Linked DNA regions of Homo sapiens: all the other regions are linked to region 1. Evidence: chromatin loops called from intact Hi-C (ENCODE). Cell type or tissue: PC-9. All regions are shown on one strand. Each heading gives the region's core, and the rest is flanking DNA. Links, peaks and the distances in the headings are about the cores only. Region 1 has its middle 17 kb from the start of EIF3D. Region 2 overlaps IFT27 (intraflagellar transport 27). Region 3 overlaps LOC107985576 (a long non-coding RNA gene). Region 4 overlaps NCF4 (neutrophil cytosolic factor 4). Region 5 has its middle 7.3 kb from the start of KCTD17. Region 6 overlaps CACNG2 (calcium voltage-gated channel auxiliary subunit gamma 2).

Region 1 (4,927 bases), core at 395-4,394:
TGGGCAGGCATTCCAAGCCCCTAGCCCATCCCAGCCCGGCATCTCCCAAGCCTTTCCCTGCCTCTCCCTCTACAGTGAAGATCAACAGGGACGAGGGGCTTCCGTGTGGCGCTGACCCGCACAGATGCCTGGAGAGGAATTGGCTTGCCCAGAATCCCCACTGGGCACTGGGACCAGATCTCCCGGGCTCCTGAGCCCATGGCCTCCTTCCCAGCCCAGTCCACCCAGCTTCCTGGTTCGTGTGCATGGCCTGCTGAGCTGGAACTGCTCGAGAGTCAGCACGAGCCTTAGAGAGGCTGTCCCAAGCCAAGCCCGCAGGCTGCCTCTCTTCCTCTTACTGTGCCTTCTGCCCTGCCAAACGCCTGCCGGCTATGACAGCCCCGCAGCAGCCGCTCTCCCCTGCCTCGTCCCTGCTCTGTCTCTCACCAGGCCTCTGCAGTCCCCATTTCCTGTCCCCATCTGATCACCTCACCCCCAGTCCAGGCCCACACAGTCACACTTGTGCACACAGACCTCTTGATGTCCACGTCCCTACCCCCTGCCATCCTCATCCCACCCTCCAAGCCCGCCCACCCTTTGTCCAAACCAGCATTTAATGGTGACACTTGTCAGGCTCTCAGAAAAAGTCAAGATCTAAACCCACACTGGCTCTTCCCAAAGCCCATGTTTGTAGTTAACAGGCACTTGTCTTGTCTTGCTTTTTGTGCTTATGTCTATATAAAACACCTCTCACAAAACAAACAGGCAAAGTCTCTAGAAAATAAAAAACACAAGAAAGTGTAAGAGTAGTCACCTCTGGGGAGGGAGGGAGGCCAAGGTGGGCAGATCACGAGGTCAGGAGTTCAAGACCAGCCTGACCAACATGGTGAAACCCTGTCTCTGCTAAAAAATACAAAAAAATTAGCCAGACGTGGTGGCATGTGCCTGTAGTCCCAGCTACTCAGGAGGCTGAGACAGGAGAATCGCTTGAACCCAGGAGGCAGAGGTTGCAGTGAGCCAAGATCATCCCACTACACTCCAGCCTGGGCAACAGAGCGAGAATCCATCCCAAAAAAAAAAAAAAAGAAGAGCAACCTCACTTGGGACTTTTTGAGCCTTTTGAATTTTGTACCCCATCCGTGAAAAACCCATACACTTCAGCTTTAGTAAAGGTGACCATTAAAAAACAAAAAAGACAAGTCCTGACTCCACTAGTACCAGTTTTATGACCTTGGGAAAAACTTATGTCAGTATCCCAAGTCTCAGTTTACTCGTGTATAAAATGGGGATGATCACAGTACCTGCCTTATAAGACAGACAATAAACCAAGGCCCAAGAAGTGCTTAGCACCACGAAATAGTCAAGGCTCAGTAAACATGAGTGATGGGCCTCTCTTTGCCCACCTTCTCCATGGAACTCTGAGCTCCTAGCAGAGCTCCCAGCATGGTGATTCCCTGACAAATACAAGATGCAATTCACAGTCCTCAGAATAGCTTTCAAGGCCCTCCCTGCTGGTACCACTGTCTTTCCTACTGCATCTGTTACCCATCCTCAAACACATGACTGACGCCCTTTGACAGCTCCTGCCCGTACATACCCCACTGCCCCTGATGCTTTCCTTCCCCCAGTCCTCATGCACCTTTCTTTGTCTGGTTATCTGCAAATTCATTTCATCCTTCAAATCCTGCAAAACATCTCCCCCTCTTGTAGCCTTCACACTGTGCCACTAGACTTGGTTACCCCGTGGCACTCAGTACAGACTTCTGGGCAACTCAAACCAAACCGCATTGCTAGCTCTTTGCCCTCCATCTCCTCCACTGCTCTGGAAGCTCCAGGGGGACAGAGGCTGTGTTTGCATACCTGCATTCTTAATGCTTAGCATGTAACAGGCACTCAGAAAACGTTTGTTGAATGAATGAATGAATCATCCTGACCACTCAGCTACTTGGTGCCTTCAGGAGCTGAATTACGGTGAGTCATTCATGTCCTGCAAATGCTACACGGTGAAGGCAGTGACCTCCTCTCTTTGCAGTCTCCAGCCCAGAAGCCACCTCTCTCAGCCTGCACACCCTCAGAGAGCCTTCCAGGAGCTGTTCGGCATTGCAGCCTACAGGGAATCCCCCTGCCTCTCCTCTCCCTGCCACAGAGGTCTGTGGAAGCCCTCAATCAGAAGCCGTGCTAGGAGTGGGGATGGAAAGACAAATAAGATACAATCCCGGCCCTCACTGATGAATAACAACCTGGAGGAGATAGATGCCTGGGTCTGCCTCATTCCATCCACCACCTATAATTCATCAAATGCCTACCATGTGCCTCTCTCCCCCGTGCCTTTACATAAGTTCTGTCACCCTCCGTGCCTCAGTTTCCTCCTCAAGTGGGACAGAAAGACCCACCCGATCTAACGCATCAGGACTGCTTGGCAGATAGAACCAGATAATCCACGTAAATTGCTCGATAAACTATGAAGCCCTGTACCGATGTTATTACGGCTATTATTAATATAGCTAAACATAACAGTATTGAATAACTGAAGCCCTCCCCGGAGCAATCACAGTCACTTGCACATAGTAGGTGTTTAATTGATCTTTGATGCGTTGAAATGCAGTCCGGGGGGCGGGGGGTGAGGGGTGGGTTGGGCCTGATTTTTCATGCGTTGTGGAGCAGCGCCATCATGTGCCCACACTGAAGAACACACAGACCTTCTGGCAGAGTGCTTTGACGGACCCAACGGGGAGGGGCTGCTGAGGTCCCTTTAGGACAAATACAAGGAAAAGTCCGTTTGACGCCACGGAGAAAGGAGAAGTTTCTTCGCCCCTAGAGGTGGTACAGGCTCAGAGCATAAACAGAGGCAAAAAGGGTTTGAAACAGCATTGTGGATTATTTCTATCAAGGAGTTTTTGGGAGATATGAAGCACCCAGGGAACAACCCAACCACGTGGTCAAAGCCTGGTCTTGTCTCGTCCGGTCTGACCCTGTGGAAGGTGCTGTTTAATCTTCATCTCAGAAGACTTGAGATCAGGTGTGGTGGCTCACGCCTGTAATCCTAGCACTTTGAGAGGCCGAGGCGGGTGGATCACTTGAGGTGAGGGGTTCAAGACCAGCCTAGCCAACATGGTGAAACCCCTTCTCTACTAAAAATACAAAAATTAGCAGGAAATCGCTTGAACCCGGGAGGCGGAGGTTGCAGTGAGCCAAGACCATGCCACTACACTCTAGCCTGGGCAACAGAGCCGGACTCCATCTTAAAAAAAAAGAACAAGAAGTGAACTTGGCTCTGCCACTCTGCCATACTCAAGCTGTGTGACCTTGAGTAGACGGTTGCCTTCTCTGAGCTCCAGTTGTCTCATCTGTGCAATGAGGTCATGATCCCTGCACCGGCCACCTCAAAGAGTCATTGCGAAGATCAAATGGCGTAAGAGAAGCATAAGTTCAGAAATGGTCAAGTGTTATACAAACACGATGGGTGGCAATCATTCTAATTTCCAATCACAGTAATAACGGGCATTGACTGAGCTCTACACTGTGCTAAACCCTTTCACACATAATCTCACTTAATTCCCACTAAACCTTACCAAATGTGTACTCTTAAGAGGCCCATTTTGTAGATGAGGACATTGGAGTTTAGAGGAATTTGAAATCTTGTCCAACCAAAGTCACACTCAACTAATAAGGAGAAAAGTCAGGATTTGAACTCAGGACAGTGGGACCTCCTCAAAGTAGGAGAGTCTCAATAGTTCCAGCCACAGACATGGGATTTAAGGGGAGCCCCAGATAGGCAGGTAGATGCCTTGAAGAAAACAAAAGAATTATTGACATTTCTTTTGCCCAGGAAATTCTGCTTCCTTCCCAACTCTACCCTAGTACTCGCTGTGACCTTGGAGCCTCCCAGGAGAGGGGAACCCTTGGGCTCTGCATCCAGGGCCCAGTTCACACCCAAAGTCAGAGAATCCCAAAGCATTCCCTTCCAGGGTCCAAGCCTGACCAAAGGCCATGCGTGCTCCTTTAAGGGACTGGCAAGGGCAAAGTGGGGGATGGATCCCCTTCAAGGTCACTGTTAAACAGATGGTAACAAAATCTCTTGGGAGAAGGTGGCTACTTGTCAACAGTCATAATGACCCTCAGGTATCTAGAGTCCTCTTGAGCTAATGAGATGTCTGAGATTGCCTCCTGTCCACTTTCCCAACGTTTGGCCCTCAGAACACTCCTTTGAGGTCAGAATCCTTAGCTCTACCTTACAGATGAGGAAACTGAGGTTCAAGGAAAGGAAGTGACTCATCTGAGGTCATACTGCAAGTAAATGGCAGAGACAGGACTCAAGTCTAAGATTCCAGAGTACAAATCCTCCTAACTCCCGAGGAATCCAGAGACAGGGGAGGTAGAGTGGCCCAGAACTGTTTCTGGTTGACAGCTCTGGTTCTAGGGAAAGTAGTCCAAAAAGGTTTCTGGTTGGTAATCCTAGTTCTAGCCCCACTTCTGCCATCAGCAGGCTGTGTGACCCGAGATAAGTCACTGGGCCTCAGTCGCTTTATGCCAGAGATTCCTCGTGAGCTCTGACTTTGCGTCCTTTATTCATGTCCTTGAGCCATAAAGATGAGGGTGTTCAGCAGCATCTGCAGGTTTTATAGAGAAGCAGCTGTGACTTCGCCTCCCTTGGGAAGCTTTTCCTGACTGCCCAAGGCTGAGTTATTATTGCTCATCGTGCTCTCACAGCACCCACAGCATTGCACTGCAACTTATCAGCAAACTCCCACAGGCCCCAGCGGCAAACATGCATGACTATGAAGAAGTTTGAATCTGGTGCAATAGGGAGTAGTGGGGACTGAGGCAAAGTAGAGAGCCCCTGGCCAAGGGGGCAACTCCTATTCAGCTCCAGCTTCTTCTCGTATCGCAGGAAGGCCAGCCCGGTGTTGCCAGATCTTAAGAGAAGCCAAAAAACTAGATTTTTAGG
Region 2 (4,927 bases), core at 519-4,518, 210 kb before region 1:
GCCCCAAACTACTCATCTGTGAAGCGAAGGCACCGCGCTTGATGCCTTCTGCAACGTTCTTCAGTTTGGAAATCCTTCTGTTTCGTTGGGGATATTTCACGGCCTCTTCTCAAGGTTGCACTTTTGCCAGCTGCCAGGGATCGTCTCAAAACAGGTTCTTAGTGCATTCATAGCTTGAGCTGCTGTCTTGAAAGTAGTACATTCCTTTTTCTGCCAACTTTTTTCTGAGAAAGTTTTTGAATGCACACGTGCACCCAACAGAGTGAGAGTGGCTGTTAAGAGAGAGGGCGCCATTTCCTTTGCCCTCCAGCCTGTCCCTGTGCACCCTGGAGGGGCCCGTTTTTTCCACCGCTTAGATAAAATCTAGGGCAAGTTCCTGAACTTCTCTTTTCTCTCTCAGGTAACAAAAATTCTTTTGGGCTCCTTTAGTCACAAAGATATTCACGATTTCAGGTATTAAAGTGCCCAGCCCTGGGTGATTGTCAAAATTCTGAACTTGATTTAAAGTGGCACCTCCTCTCACAGTCTTCGGGAGGGAGAGACCGGAGCCAGGAGTGCAGCGTGTTTGCTGGGGTCTGTCGTGGCCCACTCCACACCTGCTGGGTGGATCCGGCTGGTGCCCCATGGGCGCCTCTGAGATGCCCCTCCCCACCCCATCAGTGGCGCTGTCTCACCTGCAGGCTGCTTCTCACAGGTGGTCCCCCCTCACTCCTCCTGCAGCCCCAGTTCCTGGCTGTTCATTCTTATTGGGACCCGTCACCCTCCTGGAGGCGGTCCCAGCCGAGCCCCCTTAAGACAGCACCAGGCTGGCTCCACTTGGCCCCCGCTGGTTCAGGGAAGTGCTGCTGCAGCCGTTTAGTTTGACAAAGGAGGCAGCGAGGCCGTCTCATTGGTAGCCCTCTCCTGGCTTGCCCAGCCACCACCTCACCTCGATTCCTCCCAGGCCTGGGTCCAGCACCAGCCTAGGAAGAGGGTGCCCCATGCTGTCTAGCTCTTCTTCGGGATGGGGGGCTCCAGGTTCCTTGGTATTTTGCTTTGGCCTTTGGAGCCTCAGTCAAAACTGAGGAAAGGTGTCATTTTCACATCTCGTCACACGTACAGTGACTGCAACTAAAAGCACAGGCTTTGTAGAAACAGACATGGGTTCAGGCCCCAGCTCCACCATTCACAAGGTGTGTGGCTTCCTGCAAGGTACCTTCATCTCTGAGTTACCTGACTCCATCTGAGTTTCCTTCTTGTAAAACTGGCATCCATGAAAGTGGCTACCTCGAAGGGCGTGAAGATGAAATGAGGTGGAAAGTAGGTAGCCCCCGAATGAGGGAAGCATTGAGTGAGAGCTGGCCCTCTGACCCTTCTAAAAGAACACAGCCAACTTTTTAAACTGTCTTTCCAGAAAGAGATGGAAAACTTCGAAGCCCCTTTCCACTGCCTTGCCAAGCAGTTCCACCAGCTGTACCGGGAGAAGGTGGAGGTTTTCCGGGCCCTGGCATGACGAGCTGGAGCAGATCGTGCTGCACAACCGGAGAAGACAGAATTACCTCTGCTCTTTTAATATATAATGATGGCTTTAAATAAAATTAGGAGAAAATGTCGAAGCAGCAGCTCCTTCCACTCTTGGCCTGGGTGGCCCTAGTTCCACTGTACACTTTGGCCACTGCGTCACTGCCGGTTCCAGGGCAGCCGGGAGCCCCACTTGGGACCCTGGCCCTCCCTTCTGTGAGGCTGGTGCTTCGGGACGTCGCCTTGCTCGAGGGGGTGGTCCTGCCCACTGCGCGGCAGGGTGCACCGGCTCCTTAAAGGGCCTCCCACTGCAAAAGCGAAGCCCGCAGTGGGTATTGAAAGGGCCTGGCCCAGCGTTTGCTTACGGTTTCCCACAGCTGAAATGCCCAGCTCAGAACCTGTCCCAAGGCTGAGATGGGGCTGATGGCCCCCTTATTCTGACAGAGTCCGTTCTGCTGCTTGCTCCTGGCTAGCCAGATGCCAGACCTCCCTGGAGGTAGTTCCTGTCACTGGCAGAACAGTGCCCTCTGCCGGCCTTCCTTGGTGCCTGTCTCTTGGTGGCAGGTCCAGCCTCTATGGCTGCAGGGAAGGCTGAGCGCAGGGAGGCCAGGGCTCCTGCCTGCCTCGGGGAGCTGGGCAGCTGGCATCATTATTTGCACTGAGCTTGACTGTTCTCCATCCTGTCTCTGCTGCCAGATTAATCTTCTAAAACACCACTTTCATCGTCTCACTCCCCTGATTAAAGACCCACAGAGGTGCCTCACCACCTTTTACATCAGGATGCCGGCCAAGGTCTGGCATCCAAGGCCTTCCCTGACTGTCACCTTCCCCCAGGGGTCTCGGCTTCTTTCAGCCCCCGTGCCCCAGAGGACTTCATCACTCTCCCTCCACAGGAGCTAGGGGTGTCATGCAGAGTGCCAGCGTTGGGGTGGACGGACCTGGGCCTGTCCCAGTGATAATGGCAATAATGGAAATTGCCCTGGTTCCTGTTTACGACCTGCCATGTCTCTACATGAGCTAAGCACATGTCATATATTCGCTAATTTAGTCCTTACAGTGCAGAGTCTTACCATCCCCCTTTTACAAATGAGGAGCTGGAGTCAGAGAATTAAGACACTTAGCCAAGGGGTGGCCGAGCCACGATCGTGGACGCCAGAGCCCGGCTCCCAGCCGCCGTCCTCTTCTGCCTCCTCCCGAGCTTGGCTGGGAGCAGGTGGGGGTTAGGCTGCCTCTCAAGGTCACTGTGAGAAGTGAAGTAACGGGTGTGCAGGGCATCTGGGCACACGGTGTCAGCCAAGGTCAGGCTCTCGCGTCCCCCTTCTTTTCCTGTTACTCAACATGAAGCCACTGTAGCGGCCGCGTCATGCCTTCAGCAAGTAGTTACCAAGGGCCTACCATTTGCCGGGCATTTTCCTAGGCACTAGCAACGCCAGGCTGCTGGTTTCGTGTCACATGTTCCAAAAGGGAAGGCTCACCATAACCAAGGGGATGCAGCGGGGACATTTCCGGTTGCCCCAGAATTGGTTACCAGGGCCACAGCTGTGGACAAAGATGCTAAATAAACCACCTCCTAAAGAGATCATGGAAGCTTAGGGCCAGCCCCCTTCCCCATGGCCCTAGTAGAGGCGGAAGAATTGGTCCTGCTGCTGTGAGCTCCCCTTCCCCCTACTCCCCACTCCTCCCTGTCTGTATAAGATTGGAATGGTCAAGAGAGATGGGAGTGAGGGTGGCCACTGTGTTGGTGAGTGGGTGCCCCCCCCATCACCCCCTTGCCCCGCCAAGGGAAGGAGGCCCAAGAGGATCCTCCTGAGACAGGATGCTGCCAGGAAGAGGGGGCTGGCACCACACCCCCAGCCGGATGCTCTCTGAGCTGCAGAAACCTGGTGCCAGCTGCAGCACAGGGTGGCGAGGGCACCCTTGGGAAGCTCAGCACACATCCCCAGAGCTGTTTGGTCCCCTCTGGGGGGCGTTCCATGGGGAGAGGCTTGGGGAGAAGCCTGCACCAGCAGTGGGAAAAGCAAGGACCGCGTCTGGAAGGGCGGCACGGGTGTTCCACGGAAGGCTCCTAGAAGGACCCACATGGAGTGGAGTCATGTGACCAGCCAGCCAGGTACTGACAAAGGGAGCTGTTTCCTACCTGGAAAAGGGCAGGGGGCCTCTTCCCCTGGCAGGGCTGGAGGGGAATGTGGCTGCCCCTTCCTGAGGAGACCCCAGCAACAGAGGAGGCTCAGCCCCAAAACAACCAAGTACCTCCCCCACCCCCTGCCACCACGGAGATAACAGATGGAACCAGACCCAGAGGAGGCCTGTGGAGAAGACACGCAGCTCCTCCCTGGCCCCTCTGTTCCAAGTTACTCCAGAGAGAGGAAGAAAAGATCTTGCTCCCCTCCCCACCCTTCTGGAAAAGAGATTTGAACAAACACTTTGGAAGCTTTGAGCTGGCCTGGCCTGCCTTTCAGTGACTAGGATGGTCTGAAACGTGTCGGGATCAGCCTGCTAGGAAGACCCAGCAGGAAGGGGACCTCTGCAGAGCTTGATGGAAAAAAGTAATTAGGAAAAAGTAAAATGGTTTTGTTTCAGAGCCCATGGATTCGAGATTCTCCAATAAACTGGTTCTACAAGTAAATAAATGATCAAGATAATTTGAGGCAGTGCAGATGACAAAACGGAGCTGAGATGGGTGTTGATTTGTGGGGTAACTGGTTTGGGGGGATAGGAAGGACTATGAGAAGAAGGGACATTTGCACTGAGATTCAGCAAGAAGGTCAGCAAGTGCAAAGGCCCTGAGGCACGAACAAGCTTGGAACATGGAGGAACTTAAGGCCGGTGAAGACATACCCTGGTGTGTGCCGGGGAAGGAGAGGAAGGTGAGATAGGGAGGGTCCACAGTGGGAGGAATTTCTATTTTATTCCAAAGGCAACAGGAAGCCAGAGGTGGATGGACATCAGAGCTTTTTTTTTTTTTTTTTTTTGAGAGTCTCGTTCTGTCACCCAGGCTGGAGTGCAATGGTGCAATCTTGGCTCACCGCACCTCTGCCTCCCAGGTTCAAGCAATTCTCCTGCCTCAGCCTTCCGAGTAGCTGGGATTACAGACATGCACCACCACGCCTGGCTAATTTTTGTATTTTTTAGTAGGGATGGGGTTTCTCTATGTTGGCCAGGCTGGTCTTGAACACCTGTCCTCAGGTGATCCACCCACCTCTGCCTCCCAAAATGCTGGGATTACGGGCGTAAGCCACCGCGCCCAGCCGGACATCAGAGATTTTACATCCTCACAGTGCCCAGCACTATTTGGGAACCTAACAAGTGGCTATTAATTACTTCACTTGCCTAAAGAACCCACTCTCAATGAGCAAACATTGACAAAATGCATGCTGCGTCTGCAGATTTTATTCCTGAAAGAAGGCATTTGCTGAATGAATGCTTG
Region 3 (4,927 bases), core at 438-4,437, 710 kb before region 1:
CAAAATATACTACGAAGCTGAGATCTCACCACTGCACTCTAGCCTGGGCGACAGAGTGAGACCATGTCTCAAAAAACAAAACAAAACAACAACCCCAGAAACTCATTTCTCAGAGTTCTGGAGCATGGGAAGTCCAAGACCACGGTGCCAGCAGATTCAATGTCCGGTGAGACCTGCTTTCTGGTTCATAGATGGTGAACTCGTCACTGTATCCTCACGTGGTGGAGGGGGCTAGTTAGCTCTCAGGGCCTGTATTATAAAGGTGACAAGCCCACTTACGAGGGCCCTTCCCTAATGACCTAATCATCTCCCAAAGGCTTCTCCTTCAAATGCCATCACGCTGGAATTAGTTTTCAACATATGAATTCAATATATACGTTCTCAGGGATGTAAACACTCGGTCAATAGCAAATGCCATCTACGTTGGGACAACTCCACGCTTATGCCTCCAGCCTGGACCCTTCCCCTTTTCCAGAATATTCTATCCAAACACTCAACAGCTTCATGTTCAACAGGCTTCTCACCCAAAATGTCCAGGACAGAAGCTTGATTCCTGGATGCTCTAAGCCCACTCCTCCCGCGGCCACCCCCTCCTAGTTAAATGGTGCCTCCATCCGCCAAGGTGCTAAGAATGAAACCCAACATCATTCTTGACTCCCTCAGCAAGTCCTAAAGCCTCTACAATACCAACTCTCCGTCCAGCCACTTCTTACACTTCCCACCATCACCTCCCTGGCCCAAGCCTCCGTCCCCTTGCCTGGACACTGCCATGGCCCCACCGGGTCTCTCAGCGTCCGCCCTGGTGTCACTGTGGCCTATTCCTCATATGGCCACCAGAGGGTGCCTTCTTGATCAGGATTCGCCGGTTTTTCTGCTCGCGCCCAGAAGAAATCCAGTGTGTGAGCGAAGGCTCCTTGGTCATTTTTTCATGGCGCTTTCACCACCTGCCACTGTGATTGTATTTGTTGCTAGCTTGTTTATTGTCTGTCTCCCACCTGGAATGTGAGCTCTCTGGGGGCAGGGACTTCTATTTGTACACTGCCATTTACCCAGAGAAATGGACCCAGAACGAGCTTGTTAACCATGGGATGCTGGCCTGACAGAGGACTTGCTGGCAAGGGCCGATCTTCTCCACCCTTCTCCCCGACTATTCAAGGAACCTTTCCCCACAACCTCCATGTCCAGATGCCCAGCATCAGAAGCCCCTGGACCACCCAGAGCTGGAGGATGGACACCCGGGTCCAGGGCTCCAGGAGAAAGGCAGGAGCCGGAAGGCCATGGGGGAGGGAGGGTGATTTTTCTAGTGAGAATGAAGCCTTGCCCAAGACCTGCCCATGGGAGGAGATGAGATGGGGATGGAGGGGTGCATTGTTTGGAGAGGAGAAGCCGCTCCACTTCTCCCGCCTCTGTGGACTAGCGTAGGGGTCCCCAGAGAAGCTTCATCTGTATTTACAGCTGCTCCTCGTTGCTCGCATTACTGCCTGAGCTCTGTCTCCTGTCAGATCAGCCGTGGCATAAGATTCTCATGGGAGCATGAACCCCGTTGTGAACTGCGCATACGAGGGATTTGGGTTGCAGGCTCCTTATGAGAATCTAATGCCTGATGATGATCTGTCACTGTCTCCCATCACTCCCGGATGGGACCGTCTAGTTGCAGGAAAACAAGCTCAGGGGTCCTACTGATTCTACATGATGGTGAGTTGTGTAATTATTTCATTATGTATTACAATTAATAATAGAAATAAAGTGCACAATAAATGTGTTTGCATCATCCCAAAAGCATCCCCCCAAATCCGTGGAAAAATTGTCTTCCACGAAGCCAGTCCCTAGTGCCTAAAAGGTTGGGGACCGCTGGGCTAGAGCAACGGCTGGTGCAGACCTCAGGGTGTTTGGTGCCTGAAGGTGGACAGGCAGGCTGGGCTGGGACTCTGTTCCTACCCTTCCACGATAAGGTTGGGACTGGGCTAAGAAAGGGAGGGGGTGAGTGGTGACTGCTGAGGGCCTAGAGGGGGCACCCCAAGGTCCAGTAGGAAGAGGATTTGGTTGGGTAGGAAGGGGAGGGGGCTTTGTCCCAGAGCGACGGGGAAGACAGGATGCCACGCGCAATCTGGAAATCTCGCAACGCCCTCTCCCGGCACTAACGCATCTCTACATTCCCAGGGAGAAACGCGGAGTTCTCAACTGAAGCTCAAGGTGGAGAGCGAGAGAAGGAGGCGGATTCATGAAATATTTCGGAGAGAGGAGCCACGGGGCCCTGAGGGCGGCAGAAGCTGCGGCCGAGAGGAAAAGCACCAAGAACACCGCCCTGCCGGGAACTAGTTTTAAATCCACGTCCAGGTTTTGTATGAGCCTCGCTGGAGGAATATACGTTCAGGGTAAATTGTGTTGGTCAATGGGTACTGTTAACTGGGAAAAAAAATCACACAATTTATATATTTAGAAAGGAGATTTTATTTCTTTAAAGAGTTACAGCCTGCAAGGTGGCCATCCTGCACATGGCATGTGGCAGAGGCCAGAGACAGGCACTTCAAAAGAGGAGGGGTTGGGGTAGCAGCTTTATGCTAAAGGCGTTGGCTAAACATACATATTCAACAGGCTACAGGAGGAGCTATGCATATTCATGAAGGTGGCCCTGACGGATGCATATTGAAAGAACATGCATGTGATATACTACCCATGTTCACTTTGGGGTGGAGACTTAACATGTAAATGCATTACACTTAGGCCCTATACCGCTAAAGGTCTTCGGAACACGGGCGCGGAGCTTCTGCAAACCGGCCAGAACTGGTCCGTGGTCCGTGGTCTTCTGATCTGGAGAAAGCTACTGAAATCAGTCTCTTCTCTAATGAAGGCTGGAATTAGGGCCTGGAGCAGGGGCTCAGTTGCTCAGCGTAGGGGCCCTGGATGAGCTGTGATTGATTTCATCTGGCTTATCTCGAGGCAGCGGCTTGTTTAGCTGCCAGAGCAAAAGAAACACCTTGTGGCAGGCAGGACAGAGTTCACGGTTTAAGTGTGGGGTGTGTGACCTCACCCTCACCTGGCAGGGCCTGAGGTCCTGGTTGTAATTTGGTATTGTGTTGCCACAAAGTCTGTTCTGTCCATATTATGGTTCTTTTTTTTTTTTTTAATTTATGGTTCTGTTTTAACATTACTGCTGGTCAGTTGTGTCTCAACTGCGAAAGGGAGGTGTATAATGAGGCGTGTCTGACCTCCCCTTCCATCACGGTTGGGATCTCAGTTTTAAAAGTTTTTCTGGGCCAGGTGCAGTGGCTCACGCTTGTAATTCCAGCAATTTGGGAGGCAGAGGCAGGGGGAGCACTTGAGGTCACAAGTCCGAGACCAGCCTAGCCAACATGGTGAAACCCTGTCTCTACTAAAATGCAAACATTAGCTGGGCGTGGTGGTGGTGGGTGCCTGTAATCCCAGCTACTCAGGAGGCTGAGGCAGGAGAATGGTTTGAACATGGGAGTCAGAGGTTACAGTGAGCCGAGATAGTGCCACTGCACTGCAGCCTGGGCGACAGGGCGAGACTCTGTCTCAATAAATAAATAAATAAAAATAAAAGTTTTTCTGAGGTCCCTTTGGCCAAGAAGTGGTTTGTTTAGTCAGTTGGAGGGCTTATAATTGTATTTTTAGTTTACAGTAGCCATCTGTAAAACTATAAAGTTGAGTCTACCTTACACTGTGCAATGGGATAATGAGTCATGTCAAATAATTCAGTGTAACAAATGAAACCACAAAACTATAAGAAGAAACTATAGTAAACTGTTTGAAAAATATAATTTCAGAATGGCAAAGACCTTTCTAAAAATCACAAAGAACCCAGAAGCCATAAAAGAGAAGATTGATTAACCAAACTATTTAAATATGCAGAAGTCCACGTGGCTCAAGTCACCATCAGTTAAGCCAAAGTGCCAGTGGCCACCTGGGAACATATGGCTGTAACTTGTGTGATGGACCAGAAGTGAGTCCCCCTAACATGGAAATCAATCAAAAAGACCAACACCGAATAAGAAAGTAGGCAAAAGGTATGAAGGCACAGTTTACAGGAAAAGAAAATACAAATGGTTTTTTTTTTTTTTTTTTTTTTTTGAGGTGGAGTTTCTCTCTGTTGCCCAGGCTGGAACGTCGTTGCATGATCTCGGCTCACTGCAACCTCCACCTCCTGGGTTCAAGCGATTCTCCTCCCTCAGCCTCCCAAGTAGCCAGGATTACAGGCGCCTACTACCATGCCTGGCTAATTTTTGTATTTTTAATCGAGATGGGGTTTCTCCATGTTGGCCAGCCAAGTCTTGAACTCCTGGTCTCAAGCGATCCAAAGTGCTGGGATTACAGGCATGAGCCACCGTGCCTGGCCACAATGGCTTTTAACCCTCCAAAAAGATGCCTATCCTATGGAAAAGAAATGCAAATCAAAACTCCGGTGCAATGTCATTTATTGCTTACTGGGGTGTCATAAATAAGAACATTGCCTGAAACGCCGTATTGGTGGGGAAGCCAGTTTTCCCACACACCGCCGGTGGGAGGATGGATAGATACAACCCTGGTGGAGGGCCATTTGACACCGATGCACCCATTCTGTCACCCAGCAAACCCCTGTTGGGGAAGGCTGCCTTCAGATACTTGCATCTGGGCGAAATGGCACGTGTGCGCTGTTATTCATGGCAGCTTTCTCGTGGTAGCAAAAGGCGGGGAATCCTATCCTTCCTTCAACAGGAACTAATCAAATTAATTCTAGCAAGTCTGCACAATGGAATTCTGTCCATATAGAGGAAGCTCTTCGTCAACGAATGTGGGACAAACTTCAAGGTAAATAGTTAATGGAAACCAACAAGGTGCAGGACAGATTGGGATGAGAGACAGGAAGTGGAGAATGCTTTCTTCCACTGGAACATCTCTGGAGGGACATAGATACGTCAGTGACAGA
Region 4 (4,000 bases), core at 1-4,000, 330 kb before region 1:
GTCTTTGAGGATCTTCACGAAGGAGAGAGGGAAGATGCCCGTGGCTCCCCGGACAGTGCCCTGCAGAGGAAGAGAAGGGATGCCATGCTGGTGAGAGGAGAGGCAGCAGAGCCACGCCTCAGAGCCCTCAGCCCCGTTCTAGTGATGGGGAAAGGCAGATGAGGTCCGGGTCTTCTTCTGTAGAGGGAGGAGGGAAAGCGAGGAAGTTCGCTGAGCTGGTCACTTCTAAGAAGGCTTATATTTGGGTTTTACAATATGCCAGAATCTGGATTTATATAGAAAGCTGCTTTTATCTCACTCATTCACTTATTCATTCAACAAAGGCTTCTTGAGAACCAGCCACGTGACAGGCTCTGGGCTCTCAAAATAGATAAAAGTCCTTGGGCCGGGCGCAGTAGCTCACACCTGTAATCCTAGCACTTTGGGAGGCCGAAGCTGGTGAATCACTTGAGATCAGTAGTTCGAGACCAGCCTGGCCAACTTGGTGAAACCCTGTCTCTACTAAACATATACAAATTAGCCAAGCGTGTTGGTGCGGGCCTGTAATCCCAGCTACTCGGGAGGCGGAAGCAGGAGAATCACTTGAACCTGGCAGGTGGAGGTTGCAGTGAGCCGAGATCACGCCATTGCACTCCAGCCTGGGCAACCAGAGTGAAACTCTGTCTCAAAGAAAAAATAATAATAAAAAAATAATAATAAGTCCTTGCCCCCACGGAGTTTCCAGTATGATGGGGAATGACACGCTGTGCGCGCTGTGAACAATGACCTATCCAGTGAGTCAGATGGCAGCAGGTGTTACAGAGGAAAATAGAACAGGGGAGGAAGAGGATGAGGGGTGAGGAAGGGCCTGCTGCTGATCCCGCTCACTCACTCATTCATTCATCAGATACAACTGTGCCTCTACTCTAGACCAAGTAGCCAGAAATCAGACCCAGACCCGGCCATGGCCTGGGCTTTGGGCACGTGTTCTGTTCATCTTCACAACGACCCTATGGAACATGGATTATTTACATGCCATTTTACAAACATATTAACCAAGGCTCAAAGTGGTCCCCTCCCTGCCCCTCTGCCCCCACCTTCAACCTGAGGCCAGAAGTTAGCCAGCATACTGATAAGTAGGACTTTCCGGAAAACAGGAAGGCAATACATGTTTTCTATTTCTGGAAAGTGGCCCAGAGATACTCCTCAGGCCTCTGTAAGAGCCCTGAGTTCCTGAGATGGAGATCTATGATTAGGGTAAAATGGAAACTGCTAAACTGGCTAAACCAGTGGTCACTACTAGCTCCTCTCCAGGGCCTGGACGCTAGGGACCCAACCCAACTCTTAAAGGTCCTGGGACCCCTGGGGGCTGACCCTGCCTCTGGGCCTGTCCCAGAACCTCCTTCAACACTCCCCACAGGAGCACTAAGTCTGAAGACAGGACCTAATACAAAAGGCTGGTCCCAGGCCAAGGCCCAACACAGCCACTTCCCACCTCCACTCACTGAGTCAGAACACAGCCCTTCTGTGGGCCACACAGGGACAAAGCAGTGACTGGGAAAGTCCCTGGCTTTGAAGTTTCATTTAAGTCTCCTAATGACCCTAGTACCTGGCCAGGCGCCGCACACCCAGGCTCTGGGGCGAGCCCTGGCCATCTACCACCTCCTTTACCCTTTCCAGGAAGCCGATGAAGAAACATTTACAGAAAAGGAAACCGCAAGTTTGAGCAAGTTTCCAAAGGTCCACAAAGCTAGTGAAAAACAGAGCTAGGAAATGGCCCAAACAGGCTGACTCTGAGTTCACACTCTTCATCAGCAGCTTTTACTGCTGTGGGCAAGGTATGTACTGTTGTCCCATATTACACAAGTGGTTGCGATTTCACCCCTCAGGAGCAAATATCTGGAGAGCCATGTGATTGGTGCAATTTAGCAGTGCTGCTGGCATCTAGTGGAGAGGCCAGGGATATTGCTGAACAGCCTGCAATGCTCAGGACAACCCCACAAGGGACCATCTGGCCCCAATGTCAATAGTGCCCCTGCTGAGACACCCATTACAGACCAAGAAACTAAACTCAGTAGGTTAACTTACTTGCCCTAAGCAACCCATTTTTCAGGGTCAGAACCAAAGCATGAGCTCCAAGAATGTTCTGCTGCCACCGAACACCTGCCTCCCCAAAGGCTTTGTTCCCGCAGGCTCCCCAACCTGCCTGGATCTCCAGGGCTATCCTCAGATAGCATCTCTTCCCTGAGGCCTTCTGAGACCATCCTCAGTCTCTGAAGCATACAATGCCTGAAGCAACCTCACCTCCAGCCTCACCTCTAATCTCAGCCTAACCTTACCTGCATTCTCACCTCCATCCTCACCTCCAACCTCACCTCCATCCTTATTCCCAACCTCATCTCCAACCTCATCTCTAACCTCACTTCCAACCTCACCTTCATCCTCAACTCCAAACTCACCCCCATCCTCACCTCTAATCTTACCTCCATCCTTACCTGCAAACTCACCTTCCTCACCTCTATCCTCACCTCCATCTTTACCTCTAAACTCACCTCCAATCCCACTTCCATTCTCATTTCTATCTTCACCTCTAATCTTACCTCCAATCTCACCTCCACGCTCACCTCCATCCTCACCTCCAATCTCACCTCCATCCTCACCTCCAACCTTACCTCCAATCTCACCTCCATCCTCACCTCCAATCTCACCTCCAGTCTCACCTCCATCCTCACCTCCACTCTCGCCTCCACCCTTACCTCCACCCTCACCTCCAATCTCACCTCCAATCTCACCTCCATCCTCACCTCCAGTCTCACCTCCACCCTCACCTCCAATCTCACCTCCATCCTCACCTCCAACCTTACTGCCAGTCTCACCCCCATCCTCACGTCCACCCTTACCTCCATCCTCACCTTCACCCTCATCTCCACCCTCAATCTCCATCCTCACCTTCACCCTCATCTCCACCCTCACCTCCATCCTCACCTCCAATCTCATCTCCAATCTCACCTCCAACCTCACCTCCAATCTCACCTCCAACCTTACCTCCAATCTCACCTCCATCCTCACCTCCAATCTCATCTCCACTCTTACCTCCACCCTCACCTCCAATCTCACCTTCATCCTCACCTCCAATCTCACCTCCATCCTCACCTCCACTCTTACCTCCATCCTCACCTCCAATCTCACCTCCACCCTCACCTTCATCCTCACCTCCAATTGCACTTCCACCCTCACCTCTATCTTCACTTTTAATTTCCCTCCAACCTCACCTTCAATCTCACCTCCATCCTCACTTCTGAACTCACCTCCAGCCAGTCTTTGTTGATCCGACTGAGGAGGAAGATCACATCTCCAGCTTTGAAATTCAGCTCCAGTTTGCTGTTTCCAGTGAAGTCAAATAGAGCCTGAGGAGAAGCGTGCAGTAAGGAGGGAAGGAGAGAACACTCACTGAGTTCCTATAGAAGTGCCTTACATACTTTAGTCTCCCATTTTACAGATGTAGAAACTGAGGCTTGGGGAGAATAAGCGACTTCTCTGAGGCCACCCCATTTTTTAGTGGAGGAGCTGGGAATTGAACCCAGGTCTCCCTGACTCCAGGATGGGTGCTCCTTCCAAACCTGGTGGGGGTGAGCACACAGGGAAGGGTTCGAACTCTCTGGGCTGAGCACCCACCCTGGTCCCCAGGCTTCATCGTGGGCTGGGCCTTGTCTGAGTCATCTCTGCAGCTTCCATGCCTAAGGCAGGGCTGACTCAGAGGAGGCCCAGGTAAACTGTCCGGATGAGCGTAGGGATGGAAGCATTCTCCTCTGGCTCCGCACGCTGGTCACATGCCCTCCCCTTAGCTGGGCTCGGGGGACCCCCAGTGGCAGAGGCTGAGGCTGTAACCCCTTCCTTCCTCCTGGTGCCCAGCACTGTCCCAGGCACACAGCAGCACCCAGCAGGAGAGGCCCAGTGGCTGGCAGGTGGGCCAAGGCAGATGCCCACAGTGTGAGAGCCTGGCCAGCGTGGGGGCGGGGGT
Region 5 (4,927 bases), core at 432-4,431, 500 kb before region 1:
CGGCAGGTGCTCTTGACAGCACATTACAGATGAGAAAACTGCAGTCCCACAGCTGGTCCAACACAGGCCTGTCTGAGCCTGGGGCAGGGCTGGTCTCCGCCGTCCCACAGGCACTGCCCTTTTAGATACAGCCCTGGAGTGCCAGGTGGGGACTTGGCCAGCACCTTTGGTCCCAAAATGGAGGGAAAGGCTTTGTCTGGGCCAGTCTCACTCCCCGTCCTTTCCACAGAGACCCCAACCTATCCCTGGACACAGCGCTCTGCTCAGCAAGCTCCTAAAATGCTCCCATCTGAAGCCACAACCTCACTGGCGAGGGCCACAGCCAACAGCCAGGTGGCAAGACCTGGGACCCTTAAATAGAGCCGACAGATGCCACCATATCCCTGCCCGTGCCTGGGCTTTGTCCGGATGAAGCCATGTTTGGGTTGGGAAAAGGTGCACCCACCTCTGAAAAGGATGCTTGGCCCCTCCCCACAACCGGCCTGGCATTCAGGCCATCGCTGGGCTTGCTGGGTACCCACTATATAAACCAGACATTGAAACACAGAGGTGAAGCTGCCAGAGGTGGCCTCTGCCCTAGGGAAGGCTTTGGTTTGGGGTAGGTGGGTTTGGGAGGCTTGGACAAAATATGGAATTCCGTATCAGCAGTCATGGACTGTCACTCTGCATAGATTGTTGCATGTCTTCCTCATTCAGAGGATAATGATAAAACTCCAGACATTCCTTAGCTGCTTTTCAGGGTGATGGTTAAACTGGAGGAGGGCCAGATTTCAAATGCCTGCTGGTTACACCGCCCCCTGATGTCTTCTTCTGGGAAGAGCAGCCTCAAGTATTTTTTTTTTCCTTTCGTTCTTTTATTCCCCCTCCAACCACAAGACCACTAGGGATCAGGTGCTTTGGTGCTTTTTATTTTTATTTTTTATTATCATTTTTTAAAGATGGGGTCTCGCTATGTTGGCCAGATTGGTCTTGAACTCCTGACCTCAAGCGATCATCCCACCTCAGCCTCCCAAAGTGCGGGGATTACGGGCATGAGCCACCACGCACGTCCCATTCAGTGCTTTTTAATATGGCTCTGGACTCCACTTGAAAGTGAAATAGAACAGAGATATGGTTAAGGGGTACAGGCCCCCAGACAAGGATGCTAGCCAAGGCTTCGTGGTTTATCAGTTGGGTAACTTTTCAAAGTCATTTAACCTCTCTGAACCTCAGTTTCCCCATTTCTAAATTAAGAACAGTAATAGTGCTTACCTCTTGCAGCTGTTGTGAGGATTTAAAGAGCTAGCAGGTGGAGGGCACTCGCCAGGCCACCTGTGTGAAGACCAGGGAACGCTGGCTTTGGTGAAGCCAGTCCTGCCACCCTGTCTATCATTGCCTGGACCCAAGATCAGTGCCTGATGCAAAGGCTGCCCCTTAAACATCCATTTCTCTTTGGTCAGGGAAGAACCAAGCCCACCAACTCCCCCTTCCTGGGGTTGGAGGGAAAGGTAGAGAGAAAGGCCACCCTAGATGACCCCAGCTCCAGAGCAGGCTGGCTGTCATTTCCTCATGTCACCCCCCCCACCCCTCTGTGACCTAGAATGGCCCAGGAGTTTTTTTTTTTTTTTCTGCTCCAGATAGAGCTGAAAGAACACAAGATACATCCTGAAGTTCTCACCTGAGCGCATCACTGAGTCCTGTTTTGAACCTTCTCAGCTTAGCAGCAGTCTCTGCCTCACTTCTGAGTGGCCTGTTTCACAGCTCCTGTCAGTTCCATGACTAAGACGTCATTCATCCCTGCTGGGTTTTTGGTTTCAGTTCTCTTCCCCAGATTGAGCACATCAGAACATTCTGATCAGCCATTTTCTGTTCTTTATGTCAAATCCAATCCTATCACTGCCTGGGGCCAATTCTGTTACTTATCCTTGATGTGGGGGTGTTTGGTTTTGAGCCTCTGCACCTTTTCAGGTCACTTGAGGAGAGAAACGGGCATATCCGATCAGAGAGAGTGTTTCCTGACCAGCCAGAGCTATGGGTACATGAGATCAGGCTTCCAGAGGCCCACGGCCCAGGGTTTGAATCTCTACTCCGGGTTGGGACCCTGACTCATGACACCTTGTTAGTTAGTTATGCAACCTCTTCAAACCGTTTGCAATATTTACATTGTAATGTAATTCATGCTTATTAGTGCTATTGCACACAGTGAATATTAGCCATTATCACCGAGCATCTATTATGTGTTAGGTCCTGGGCTGGAAGCATCATTCTCAGAGAGGCTAGATATGGGTCCATAGACCTGAATATTTGACAACCCTTTCATGATATGACGGTGACCCTGGAGTCTGCAGACATTACAGGCCCTCTCTGTGAGCTCTTCCAGGGGAGAGTCCCTGTCTCCTTCGTTTCTGAAAGTCTAAAGCTCAGCACTTGTGACAGGTTTGGAAATGTCTGGCCCCAGCCTCTCCTCCAGCTCCTTCTACCCTCCACCCCGTCTCTGTTTCCTCCCTGGTGGGAGTGGGGATGCGGGTAGAAGGAAGGGCAGGAATGTCTGGAGGAAAGGGTGCCTTCTCTAATTTGCACAAAGATGCAGTGGGGGCGGCAGTGATGCTGGCCCCTTGGGTCCCTGCTGGACCACCTGGGCCCCGGGCTCGGCTCCCTTCAGCCAGCAGGGTGGGGCTCAGCGCGCTCCCAGCCTGACCTGACTGGGCGGGAGAGTGGCTGGAGACTCCTCTTCACCAGCAGGGGGTGCGCCTGCCTGCTGAGGTCCTTGGGGAGTGTCTTGGACAGCAGCCCCAGAGCACCTGCCTGCCTATGTGTCTGCTACTGCTGATTCCTTTTGCAGAAGCTCAGCTCTTGGGACTGAGGCCATGGCAGCCGGCCTCTCACCAGCCTCCCCTCCCCAGGACTCCCCTCTCCTGCCTCAACGTCTGCTTGGCTCCAATGCATGTAATTCCACAGCTTGATGGCACAGAACCAGGGACCTACCGTCTGTCCCCCTGGGCCCCGTGGACTCTGCCCCTGCTGCCAGAGGGACGTTTATGAGTACTTCCGTGTGCCAGGGACTGCACCAAGCACTTTTGTGGATGATCTCTTTTAATCGTAACCCAACAGGGAGATGTGGCCGTGATCTCACTTTACAGAGGAGGAGCCCAAGGAGTGCTCTGTGCTGCTCTGGCCCCAGCCTGTCCTCCAGCTCCTTCTACCCTTTGATCCCCCCTCTGTTTCCTCCCTCGAGGGAGTGGGGATGCAGGTAGAAGGAAGGGCAGGAAAGGTTTTCCTTGCCTGGCGTCCTTTGTTCTCTGGTGTGGCTTTGCTGTGGCCGGAGCAGATGTTTCAAGCTGGCTCCTTGTTTTCTGGCAGGTTGTTTTGAGGGTTCTTTGGTGCCCCCATTGCTGGGAGTAGCTCCTACTACAGGTCTCTTCCTGGGCAGTGTCTTCTCTGGTTCGCCCCTTGGGATGCTCCCCAAGGATCAGCTTCCTGGGTTCCACCGTCCACCCACTCCCCAACCCCGCTTCCAGCCTCTGTGCACTCATGCACCAACTCCCCATCTGGACAGCTCCAAGCCATCTCCTTTCGGCCAGCTCTCAGCTGGGCCCAGAAAAGCCTGCAGGCAGGCCCCACCCTGACAAGACTCACAGCACATGTGCCTCCTGACCCCAGCAAGGAGCAGCTGGCAGGATGCAGGCTTTTCCAGGCAAGGGCCCACCCAGCCTCTGAGACCCCCAGAATCCAGGACACATGGGTGAAGCTCCGCAGATGGCCTCCTTGAAGCCCTCTCACTCAGCCTGTGGAGAGGGGAGGCACCCCATGCACCTCCTCCATGGGACAGCACCCCAACATCTGCCACCAGAGAAAGCATCCTCTACCTTCCTGCTGCTCCTGGTGGCAGCTCTCCTATCTCTGCCGGGGGCAGGAGAGGTGTGGGTCAGGGGGTGGTCGTAGGGTTCTACGACTAGCTCTTAACCACTTCAGTAGCAAGAAATGCTTTCGAGAGTCCAGCACCTCACCTTGTTTTAGAATGTGGGGTCAGCCAGGCGCAGTGGCTCATGCCTGTAATCCCAGCACTATGGGAGGCTGAGGTGGGCGGATCACTTGAGATCAGGAGTTGGAGACCAGCCTGGCCAATATGGTGAAACCCTGTCTCTACTAAAAATACAAAAAGTAGCCAGGCCTGGTGGCGCCTGTAATCCCAGCACGAGAATTGCTTTAACCCGGGAGGTGGAGGTTGCAGTGACTGAGATCGGGCCACTGCACTCCAGCCTGGGCAACAGAGAGAGACTCCATCTCAAAAAAAAAAAAAAGAAAGTGGGGTCAGTGAGCAGCCCTAGCTGAAACTAAATCAGAAAAAACTGCATTGAAATAACAACAAAACATTTCGCTTTGAAAATAATTTTAGGCTTAGAGAAAAGTTGCAAACATTATAGTAAAAAATCCCGTAGAGCCTTTACCAGACGCACCAAGTGTTCACACAGTCTTTCCTTTGTTCTCTCCCCACCTTCTTTGTTACTTTTCTGAACTGTTTTTGAAAGTAAACTACAGGCTGGGCATGGTGGCTCATGCCTGTAATCCCAGGACTTTGGGAGGCTGAGGCCGACGGATCACTTGAGGTCAGGACTTCGAGACCAGCCTGGCCCGCATGATAAAACCCCATTTCTACTAAACATACAAAAATTAGCCGAGCGTGGTGGCACATGCCTGTAATCCCAGCTACTCAGGAGGCTGAGGCAGGAGAATTGTTTGAACCCGGGAGGTGGAGGTTGCAGTGAGCCAAGATTGCACCACTGTACTCCAGCCTGGGCGACAGAGCGAGACTCCATCTCAAAAAAAATAAAAATTAAAAATAAATAAATATGAAAGTAAACTGCAAAATTAATGACTTTTCATTCCTAAACTCTTCAGCATGATTTCTGAAAAACAAGGACATTCTCTCCATAACCACAGGACAATG
Region 6 (4,000 bases), core at 1-4,000, 110 kb before region 1:
AGTCCACACTGAACCTCCTGACATCCCATTCCCATAAGCATGAGAGAAGTTGGATGATTTGTCCCATGTCACTCAGCCCAGAAATGGCCATGATGGGAGGGCAAGTCCACACTTCTCCCACTTCACCGTGTAATCTCCGACTAAGGAAGAAATAAATATGATTCCATCTAACATGCGATCTCAGGAGGCTGCATGTAAATGTTGCTCCCCAGGTGCTTGGAGGAGCTACAGAGAGTCACACCCCATCGGGTACTGCCTCCGACGTACATGGCAGCCTCAGCTCCCCATTCCACTTCCGGACTCCTCTAGAGACTGATAGGAGACTGAATCCAAGCCTGCTCTCAAACGGTGTGCCTGGGAGGGTCCGAGCACGGAGTTGATTGATTTCACGGTAATAGGGCTTAGCACCAAGGAACCTGCCTGCACTCAGAAAGCATGTGCCGGCACTGACACAGGTCATTGGCATCACAGCCAGAAGTCACTGAATGCCCACAGTACACCAAGCCCTGTGCTGGGTACTGCCACTGTATCTCATTTAATCCTGTAACAATCGTCTCCATTTTTCACATGAGGAAACTGAGGCACAGAGGAGAGTAAGTCATTTATCCCAAGTCACATAGCTAGTAAAGAAGCCATGATTTAAAAAACTTTAGCAGAGTAGGTTGTGAGTGAGGACTGGGATGAGGGAAGGCTCTGGGCTGTTATGGGGCAACCTTGCTTCCACGTTTATCTAACAACCCACACCTCCCAGCCCTGGGTGCTTTCAACTGGGGCACTTTGTGGGTGACAACTGGGTGAAACAGCCAAGCGCACACGCTGCCCCGCCCCGCCCGCCTCACCTGGGCAAGGTGGGGGGCCAGGCTGGTGGAAGGAAGGCCACCACACTGAAAGTAGCAGCGTCTTTGTGTTGAGGGGAGCTCAGCGCAGTGTGCTCAATTCCTCTTGAATCACATTGGCAAGAATTCCAGGAGCAGCGTGGAGTTGCCTTGTGATTTTCCAAGACAGAGAGTGAGAATGGGCTGGAATAAAACCAGCAATCGAAAGCAGCATCGGAAGGAAAACAATGCTGAAATGTGACATATGCCTGTGCGCGCCTGGCACTGGAGGGCTGAAGCCGGGTGAGCAGCCCGCAGAAGCCATGGTCACGGGCCCGGCTCCACCAGCAACTGCCCCCCGGCAAGGGTAGGGGGATTTCCTGTTTGATTTGGAAGGGAATTTGGCAAATATTTGCTGAGCAGCCCCTACATGGTGCCAAGTCCTGTCATGAGCACTGGGGACGGGAGATGACTCAGGCATCCCTGCCCTGCAAGAGCTCACGGCCTAGTGAGGGACAATGACACATAAACACAGAACCACATACAAGAAGGTGGGACAGGTCTGTGCCAGGGAATGAGAGCTGACCTGGGAGGCCCCGGCTTGTGCGGGTACCAGGAGCAGAGTCGTGGGGGGATTGTCCCCATCTGCTCCCCAGAGGAGGCTGGGCAGTCAGTGCAAGCTGGAAGCCACCAGCCACTGGGCTACTGTCCTCCCTGCAGCTCTGGTGGCAGGGAGCCAAGGCGAATGAGTCAGGCTCTTCTAGGGGACTGCTTACTCAGGCAGCCAGAGGCAAGAGGAGCTGTGAGGGCCTCCTCTCGGGGGTGGCAGGCTGGGGGAGGGGCCGCGCAGATATTCAAGGTGTTCCATCTGGCTGCTAAATTCCAGCAGTTGGCACAGGCTGGCATTTGAACACAGGTCTTTCTGATCTCCCAAGCAAAGCCTATCTCAGTACATCAGCATTTCACCTGTGTGCCTGTGTCCCCGCACCATCCCACCCCTGCCATTCCCTCCCTCCCCCGGCCCCAGAATCACCCCAGGTCCTGCTTCTTTGGCCCCACTCCTTCCTGGGGCCAGGTAATCTGCTGCCCCTCAGCCCGGGTCACAGGAGAGAACCTGGGTTTTGAAGCCAGGAAGACTCCACGGCATACCCTTCCTGGATTCATGAACTTGGGCAAGGTAATTTGCCTCTCTGAGCCTCAGTTTCCTCACATGAAATAAGTAACGTGAAACAGCACAGTGTTCACTGTGGAGCAGCCTTTGACCTGGTTAACACACTCCTTCCTCTCCTTTCCCGTCCCTGAGAAGTAGCATCAGGGTCGCCATGGGGGACAGCCCTCTCCCCACTCCCTGACTCCACGTGGCCCTGTCCCAGCCTCTTTTCTGACTTGGTAGGGTCGGAGCTTGTGCTGTGGGAAGACAAGTTGCTGCCCAGGCCCTCACCCACAAGAGGACAGAGCCCCCACCCTCCCGCTTTCCCTTAATAATGCCATAGAAATCTCTCAGCAGGCCTGTGCCTACACCTAGCGGGAAGCAGTTGGTATTTTCAGCCCACACCGTCTTAGACTTCTAAGGGCAGTCAGTTTCCTACCCACTGTGTAATGTGGTATTTCCTCCTCTGACTCCAATGCTTCTCTTGCCAAGCCACATGCTGGAGTGAAAGGGCATACATACACTTCGGAGAGCCACCGTCTGGCGCTCCCTCGGCTCCTATAACCTGCACACCCCTTCCTTCCCTCCCAGCGTCATTGCTGTCCCCACCCCAATACCAGGCTCCATCTTATCTTCAGTCTCTGCAGGGAGCCAGTCCTGACCACCCAACCTAAGGAGTCCCTTCCCCGCACACTCTTGCCCTGTCCCCACACCCCGCCTATTCCCCCTGGAGCACTATTGCCCTCTGTGATTACATTATGGTTTGTTACTTTGTTCACTGTCATCATGCCCACAGATTGAAAGCTCCCTGAGGGCAGGAACATTCCTGCTTTGGTCCCTGCAGTGTACCCAGCACCTGGGCAAGGGCTGGATACAGATGTGTTGAATAAAGGACGGAAGGAATTTAAAAAGAGATGGATGAGGAAGACAGGCTTAAATCCCACCCCAACACTTAGAAGCCCTGAGATAGTAAATTATCTAGCTTCTGAGCTGTATTATCCTTATCTAGAAAATGGGAGAAGTAATAACCACTGGAGGGTTATTTTTAAGGCTTTCTCATGTGTGAAAAGCCCAGCATGCAGTGCGTGCTTCTCTCTGCTCCTCTTCCCTCTCCCAGGCCCCATGGCCTCCCTGATGCCTGTCACTACCTGCCCTTATTGGCGAGAGGAGGACTTTCCCTTAATCATAAGGTAGAATCTGCCTTGATCTTGGATTCTTGTCTTGATCTAAAGTTCACAGTTCCGGGCAATCTTCCTTCAAATAAAGACTAGGGTATTTTCCCTCTATACCTGCCCCCACTCAAGTTCATGGGCCATTATTTTTTCACTCCTGTGGCTTTGTGAGGTCTTTGTTCAGATTTGTTTCCCAGATTGGTTTCTTAACAATGCCCACAGACAACGTCAGCAGCCCTGATGCAAACCAGTACCTGCTGTAATACTTGGTAATGATGCACTTATTATGACAACCTTAGAGGAACATACTGGACAAACCCCCAGAAGTGAAAAGTCTCTAGGCTCATCCCCCAAGACACAAAGCCTGTGCCCACTTCACAGTCTCAGTGAGCCTCTCTACAGCCTCAGACACTCTGGAGAGCTTGGGAGTGAACGGAGATTTTCTTTGCCCCAGCACCATAACCACACTAGGATTTTACTACCTGCCTGGCTCCCGGGGGCTCCAGAGCTCTCTGTGCCTACTCAATATTCTGGAACTACAAGCCTCCACTCCCTGAGCCATAGCAAAGGAAACACACAGACCTCACGACACTTTTGCTCATTACGCCACTGTCCATTTGCGGGCCAATCTTATTGTATCCAGAAAAAAAAAAAGTTCTAGGATTTATAAAAATGAAAACTCTGTAGGTTTTTAAAAATTATAGGCACAGAGTGTAGATCCAGTGTCCAGCCCTATCCAGCATAGGAATCAAAAATTTCTTAAGATGAACTCCTCAATCCAGAGAAGATTTATCCAATAAAAGCAATTCCGGCCCCCGTGTCCTCCAGCCGGGCTCCTGGAGCAACGTGCACACCTCTTCTTC

The links. Hi-C counts contacts between places; a loop is a spot of excess contacts. Peaks named below come from ENCODE experiments on the same cell type or tissue, not always from the same donor. Only the 100,000 strongest peaks of a DNase experiment are listed, where the experiment ranks them.
Region 2: it touches region 1 in a loop (7-fold over the local background); 26 of 110 quality-filtered maps call a loop at or near these places.
Region 3: a loop joins it to region 1, with 7 times the contacts of the local background. A loop is called at or near these places in 3 of 110 quality-filtered maps.
Region 4: it touches region 1 in a loop (5-fold over the local background); 4 of 110 quality-filtered maps call a loop at or near these places.
Region 5: it touches region 1 in a loop (8-fold over the local background); 6 of 110 quality-filtered maps call a loop at or near these places.
Region 6: it touches region 1 in a loop (5-fold over the local background); 3 of 110 quality-filtered maps call a loop at or near these places.

The regions. Positions count from the first base shown.
Region 1 is chr22:36,544,166-36,549,092 of GRCh38, reverse strand. No RefSeq gene overlaps it. Among named protein-coding and RNA genes, the nearest start is that of EIF3D, 17 kb to the right of the region's middle. RefSeq lists a silencer at 4,397-4,691. In PC-9, for the core only: CTCF peaks have their summits at 2,446 and 2,646 (motif pointing left); DNase peaks (open chromatin) are centred at 1,912 and 2,652; H3K4me3 peaks cover 557 bases; H3K27ac peaks cover 404 bases.
Region 2 is chr22:36,754,876-36,759,802 of GRCh38, reverse strand. IFT27 (intraflagellar transport 27) reads left to right here. Exons shown (of 7, transcript NM_001177701.3): 7 at 1,394-1,592. The coding sequence ends at 1,492. All of the region lies in intron 2 of CACNG2-DT (CACNG2 divergent transcript), which reads right to left. Among named protein-coding and RNA genes, the nearest start is that of IFT27, 19 kb to the left of the region's middle. In PC-9, for the core only: CTCF peaks have their summits at 1,833 and 2,035 (motif pointing left); a DNase peak (open chromatin) is centred at 2,032; H3K27me3 peaks cover 1,186 bases.
Region 3 is chr22:37,256,950-37,261,876 of GRCh38, reverse strand. LOC107985576 (a long non-coding RNA gene) reads left to right here. Exons shown (of 3, transcript XR_001755534.1): 3 at 2,161-2,405. Among named protein-coding and RNA genes, the nearest start is that of RAC2, 15 kb to the right of the region's middle. RefSeq lists an enhancer at 737-1,276. In PC-9, for the core only: CTCF peaks have their summits at 598, 799 (motif pointing right), 1,777 and 1,979 (motif pointing right); no DNase peak of the experiment used is centred there.
Region 4 is chr22:36,871,713-36,875,712 of GRCh38, reverse strand. NCF4 (neutrophil cytosolic factor 4) reads right to left here. Exons shown (of 10, transcript NM_000631.5): 7 at 3,288-3,386; 8 at 1-60. Among named protein-coding and RNA genes, the nearest start is that of NCF4-AS1, 3.3 kb to the right of the region's middle. RefSeq lists an enhancer at 3,382-3,920. In PC-9, for the core only: CTCF peaks have their summits at 1,736, 1,938 (motif pointing left) and 3,864; DNase peaks (open chromatin) are centred at 1,232, 1,812 and 3,732; H3K4me3 peaks cover 556 bases; H3K27ac peaks cover 3,354 bases.
Region 5 is chr22:37,042,013-37,046,939 of GRCh38, reverse strand. No RefSeq gene overlaps it. Among named protein-coding and RNA genes, the nearest start is that of KCTD17, 7.3 kb to the left of the region's middle. RefSeq lists an enhancer at 2,302-3,215. In PC-9, for the core only: CTCF peaks have their summits at 570, 769 (motif pointing left), 2,460 and 2,664; DNase peaks (open chromatin) are centred at 2,119 and 2,739; H3K27ac peaks cover 330 bases.
Region 6 is chr22:36,657,478-36,661,477 of GRCh38, reverse strand. All of the region lies in intron 1 of CACNG2 (calcium voltage-gated channel auxiliary subunit gamma 2), which reads left to right. Among named protein-coding and RNA genes, the nearest start is that of CACNG2, 44 kb to the left of the region's middle. In PC-9, for the core only: no CTCF peak of the experiment used is centred there; DNase peaks (open chromatin) are centred at 1,277 and 1,567; H3K4me3 peaks cover 1,387 bases; H3K27ac peaks cover 2,490 bases.